Regions from separate parts of the Mus musculus genome. Here region 1 is linked to region 2. The links are chromatin loops, found by intact Hi-C in ENCODE. Cell type or tissue: gastrocnemius. All regions are shown on one strand.

Region 1 (2,500 bases), 90 kb after region 2:
CCCTGAAGATTTGGTGAGCCAGGTGGACCTGAACCTGAGACCTAGATAGCCATGACAAGTGGTACAGCTGTTGGGTTTCAAGACCTGGATGCTGCTTCCAGCCTCTGGGATATCCTCACCCTTATGGACACCAGCCACATCCCTAGGCAGGGACATGCCTGGCGGCTGCATCGCTACCTAACTTCTATATCCACAGTGAGGCTTAGCTGGGGGCCCCCTCTGCTTCCTCATGGCTACCACTCTCCCCGGAGTCAGCCTTCTCTGTGCCTGTTGGCCATGGCTGGCCCCTGAAGCCTCTCAGGAAGTAGAAGCAGAAACTTCAGACTGAGCTCATGGTTTTACTGTTGCCCCCCAGAGCTGCAGGCCCAGTTTCCTCTGTGAGTCAGAAGCGAGTCACCAGCCGCAGAGCCTACCACCGGGCCTATGCTGAGTCACTTTTCAGAGCTCCAGTCAGTAGGGCAGTGTCCCTGTCTCTGGCTCTGTCAGCACTGGTCCCCGTGGTCAGTGGATTGGCAAAGCTTTGTTCCGAGCAGAAGCAGGACACCTTCAGGAGAGTAGCCCCTATTGTCTTACTTTAGTACTAGCCAAAGTACACTGTGGAGGGGGACACCTCTGATGCATGGGGCATGGATAGGTTCCTAGTGTCCAAGGCAGAAACCTTCCCTAAGTGGCTGTAGAACCTTCCAGATGTAGAAGCTGCCACAGTACTAGGGGTAAAGCCAGGCTTGTACCTCAGGGAGGCGGGAAGAACAGGGAGGGCCATGGGGCTCAGTCAGCACAGGCCCAGACAGCTGTAGACCCGGCCAGCCCTCCAAGTCCCCTCACACAGTGACAGTTCAGGCCAGCTTTCCGGGCCAGGTGCATGCACAGACATGGATCCCACAAAAACACACGTGGAGGCTGCTGCTTCTATGGGCAGGAAGACTACCACTGGCAGTACTGGCCTGGCAGAAGGCCAGTGTTGTAGACTTTTGTGCGAATGCATGTGGGACAATGTGTGTGACTGTATATGTGAACAGTGTGAAACTGTGTATGACTGTCAGCAACACTGTGTGACTATGTCCCCAGTGCTGTGACAATGTGTGATTGTATATAACCGCATGACATTCTGAGCGTGTGTGGCTGTGTATTGACTCTGTGATGCTTTGTGGCTGTGACACTGCGATTGTATACATGACTGTATATGTGACATTATGTTTGTATAGTGTGATGGCCAGTACTGGTGCCATAATGGCAGCCTCAAGATGGATGGCAAAGATGCAATCCAGGAGGCCGACAGGCTGTGGCTCCTGCACCAGCTGCTCCTCCCTGATCCAACACTGCCTCCTGGGCCTTGTGGACTGGGCCTGGGCCAGCCTGTTTTGGGCTTTAGGCAAAAAAAAAAAAAAAAAAAAAAAATGTAGCTGGGAAAAAAAAAAAAACAAGACTTCGGGTGATCATGCCACTCCCTCAAGGCCGGACCCACTCAGTACTCGAGCATGTGTTGTGGCTCAGGTAACAGGCACCTCCTTGGTGGTTCGTAGGCAAGACCTGGCTTGCCCACCCAAAGCCACACTCCAGGAAGCAGGCGAGGCAGAGAGGCCTGACTTGAGCTAGAGTTCCCCAGGCATGAGGAACTAACTAGAGTACCCATGCTGAGGTGACCTGAAAGAAGCCATTTAGTCACGCAAGAGCAGGGTCAGGACCACAGTGATGGCTTAGAGGTGCCAACCCCACAAGATGCTGAACCCTGGGCCGCTGTGCCTGGGACCCTTCAGGATATGTTGGCAATTGTCTTCTGTCCACTGAGAATTTGATCCTGGTGTCTCCCTGTGCCCGCAGCTCCAGGCTTCCACTTTCTCATCCCAGACCACATTGTCATTTGACCTCTTTCTAAGCCATTGTCCTCTCAGGAGAAACACCCATGCTGTCTGTATGTCTAGAGTTTCCACTTGGGACTGTCTTAGTTACATTTCCAGTTACTTTGACAAAATACTGTGACAATGGGCTTGTCTCAGCTCAGAGCTCAAGTTCCAGCGCATCACAGTGGAGAAGTCACAGCAGCTGAAACTTAAGGGAGCTGGTCCTGTTGTGCCTATAATCAGAAACAGAGAAAAGCGTGCATGCGTGCATGCCTGCTTACGCTCAGCACTCAGCGTGGTATCTTTTTTACCCACAGTGGACAGATCTTCCTGCCACAATTAACATAATCAACATAATCCCCACAGATAGGCCTTCACTGAGACTCTCTTCTCAAAAAGTTCTAGATTCAAGTTGACAAAATTAACAATTACAAACTATAATTTTGGAGGTGGATGGAGCCACTCTAATACAGCAAGCTGCTTGCCTCGGGGACAATCCTCATGTGTGTTTGTCCTGGCTAGGAGCACCTGGTTTCAGTAAACTGATGGAGGGGGAAGGGAGAAAGGGACGGAGGGAGGGAGGGAGGGACAGAGCGGGAGGGGAAAGAGAGAGAGAGAGAGAGAGAGAGAGAGAGAGAGAGAGAGAGAGAGAGAGAGAG
Region 2 (2,500 bases):
GGACAGACATCCCATGCCTGCGTGGTCCCCGCCCAGCCCTAGGTACATAGGCATCCGGACACTGGGGACACTGGTAATGATTAGTGTTGTGCCTTTCTGGCCCTCTCTGTCCATTGTTTTCCTAAAAGCCTGAGCAGTCAGCAAGTCGTCCAGGCTAGCATGCACTGAGTCTGTACTGTCCACAGCAACTTTGACAAATGCTTGTTAAACACTGTCTGCCTGCCACACTCTGTTCCACACATAGGACCTCCTGGGGTTTATGTACTGTGCATAAGTTTTTGCCCTCTTGGAAGGCACTCAGGTGGAGCAGAGGATAAAAGGAAGTGGGGTATCCTCTAACCCAACTGCCCCAGGACCAGCTGGAAAAGAGTCTCTGACCCCAAGGGTCCCTTCTGAAACCACCCCCTCCACTCTTAGGGCCGGACTTATGGGCTCCCGCCCCTAAGGATTCCCAACACAACCCTCAACGCCTTAGATCCCCTTAGGACCTTGCTCTTCTCGTTAGTTACATCCTAAAGACTGTGAGGGCAGCACGGTCTCGGGTCACTGCTGGGCTACAGAATTTCCCTAGCCTTGAGGGGACACCGCCCCTCTAGCCATCGGCCGGGCATAGCTACTAACCCAGCTGAACTCAATTCGGTTGAACTCAACCAAGTTGAAAGGATTGGGAGAAAAGGAGGTGAAACAACTGTAGTGCCGAGCGGGGCGGGACCCGGAGGGTGCCGCCTCCAAGGGGCAATTAGGGGGTAGAAGAGGGAGGGAGAAAAGAGAAGAGGCGGAGGAGGGAGGATGAATGGGAGGCCATCAAGGGAAATGAAGGGGTAAAGGGGAGGAGAAGGGAAGGGAGATGGGGTGGGGGAATAAGTAGGAGAGGCGGAGAGACTGGGCCGGCTGGCGCGTTCCTCTCGATCTGCAACTCGGCCCTCAAGCACGCGCGTGAGGGGCGGGGCGGTAGCCATTGAGTGGCGCTGCCATTGTGCCAGCGCCGCGAGTGGTGACACGCTCGAAGTCCGCTCCCTGGTGACGCCTGAAAGCTCCTTTGACCGGCAGCTCACCTGCAGAGCCCGCTCTATAGAGCCTCTGAACGCGCAGCAGCTGCCAGGGGCCGCGGGCCGGGCACCTAGGGGGACAAAGAATGGGGGCCGGGCCCTTTGAATGAGAGGCCACTTGGAAGCAGCAGGCATGTGCCAAGCCGAAGACTGAGGAAGAAAAGTGCCCTCCGTGTGTCTCAGCAGTGAAGGGGACCCTTTCTCAGCCGCGGAGCCCTCATGTGCATGACAAAGAGACAGGCACTCGCGAGCCCGGAGGGCTCTGGTGCAGGCGTCCTGTATCCTAGGCGCTCCCTCCCCTTCACCCCGGGCCTCACATACCCTGGTAGAACCAACCTGGAAGACCCTGATCCATCTTGCTGAGCAGCCCTGGGTCTAGCCCTCCAAGCAGGCCAGTTCTAAAGGACCAGTGTTTTCAGTTGCAAAGATTTGAGGTAGTATTTTGGGCCAGACCAGGGGCCATAAAGTTACTATAACCCAACTCCACTAGGCGTCTGCCATAGCAGTCCACAGCTTCATGCCTCCATCATCCACTTCAGGACAAACGCTTCCTTTCCTTCACCGTCCATTGCTCTCCGATCACTGGCTTTATCTATCCCCAGGCACTTGTAACATGTGAGTCTGCTGGAATCTCTCCATCTCAGGTAATCCTTGACCACACCAAACATCTTGCCTGCTTTTATTATTGTTGCCAAACAACTTTTGAGGGAGGTCTTCACCCTGCTGTTTCTTCCTTGTGAGACTGCCCTCATTTTGTACTGTTCTTGAAGTACTGGAACTTGCCCTGAGGCCTCTGTACAGAGTAGATGGGTCATACTTGGCCACACAATCCCCTTTCCCTTTGGCCAGGCTTCATGGACTGGCCAGGACAGTACCGGCATCAATGGGATGACCTTTCATTTAGCTCTCATCCAAACACTTTTAAGTTGGCTATTCCTAAAAGTAAAAGCTATGACCTTAGTCATCAAGTTTCCTCCTCCCCCTCTCCCTTCTCTTCCTCTTCCCCCTACCCCTCCTCCTCCTCCTCTTCCTTCTCTTTCTCTTCCCCTTCCCCCTCCTCCTCCTCCTGGAAGAGACAGGGTTTCTCTGTGTAGCCCTATCTGTCCGGGAACTTGCTCTGCAAGTGCTGGGACTAAAGGAGTGTGTCACCATGCCCAGTGACATCCTTGTCTTCAAGATTCTGGTTCAATCTGGTCATCCTGTTGATGCTGACTGCTTGACTAAGGATAGCTAGAGAAACTGCTGCTTTGTTTTTTGGGCTCAGCCTCAGCCAAGCCAAGACAGTGTTGCCTTTTGTATTCAACTTTACTTCTGATAAAGTAGACAAGGCCCCACATCTGCTCATCAGTAGAGACACTCTGCATCAAACCTGTGTGCTGGAACCCCAGGGTCTCATGGAGCCTAGTATCTGCAGGGATCAGAAGTCTAGTTCTGATCAGCTAAATCCACCG

The links. A loop is a pair of places that touch in the nucleus more often than their neighbours do. Peaks named below come from ENCODE experiments on the same cell type or tissue, not always from the same donor. Only the 100,000 strongest peaks of a DNase experiment are listed, where the experiment ranks them.
Region 1: a loop joins it to region 2, with 11 times the contacts of the local background. A loop is called at or near these places in 26 of 42 quality-filtered maps.

Annotation. Positions count from the first base shown.
Region 1 is chr7:139,969,529-139,972,028 of GRCm38, reverse strand. The region is part of intron 2 of Gm16201 (a long non-coding RNA gene); the gene reads right to left. Among named protein-coding and RNA genes, the nearest start is that of Spef1l, 8.0 kb to the left of the region's middle. In gastrocnemius, no CTCF peak of the experiment used is centred here; a DNase peak (open chromatin) is centred at 1,307.
Region 2 is chr7:140,059,886-140,062,385 of GRCm38, reverse strand. No RefSeq gene overlaps it. Among named protein-coding and RNA genes, the nearest start is that of Msx3, 12 kb to the right of the region's middle. In gastrocnemius, no CTCF peak of the experiment used is centred here; a DNase peak (open chromatin) is centred at 1,011; H3K4me3 peaks cover 723 bases.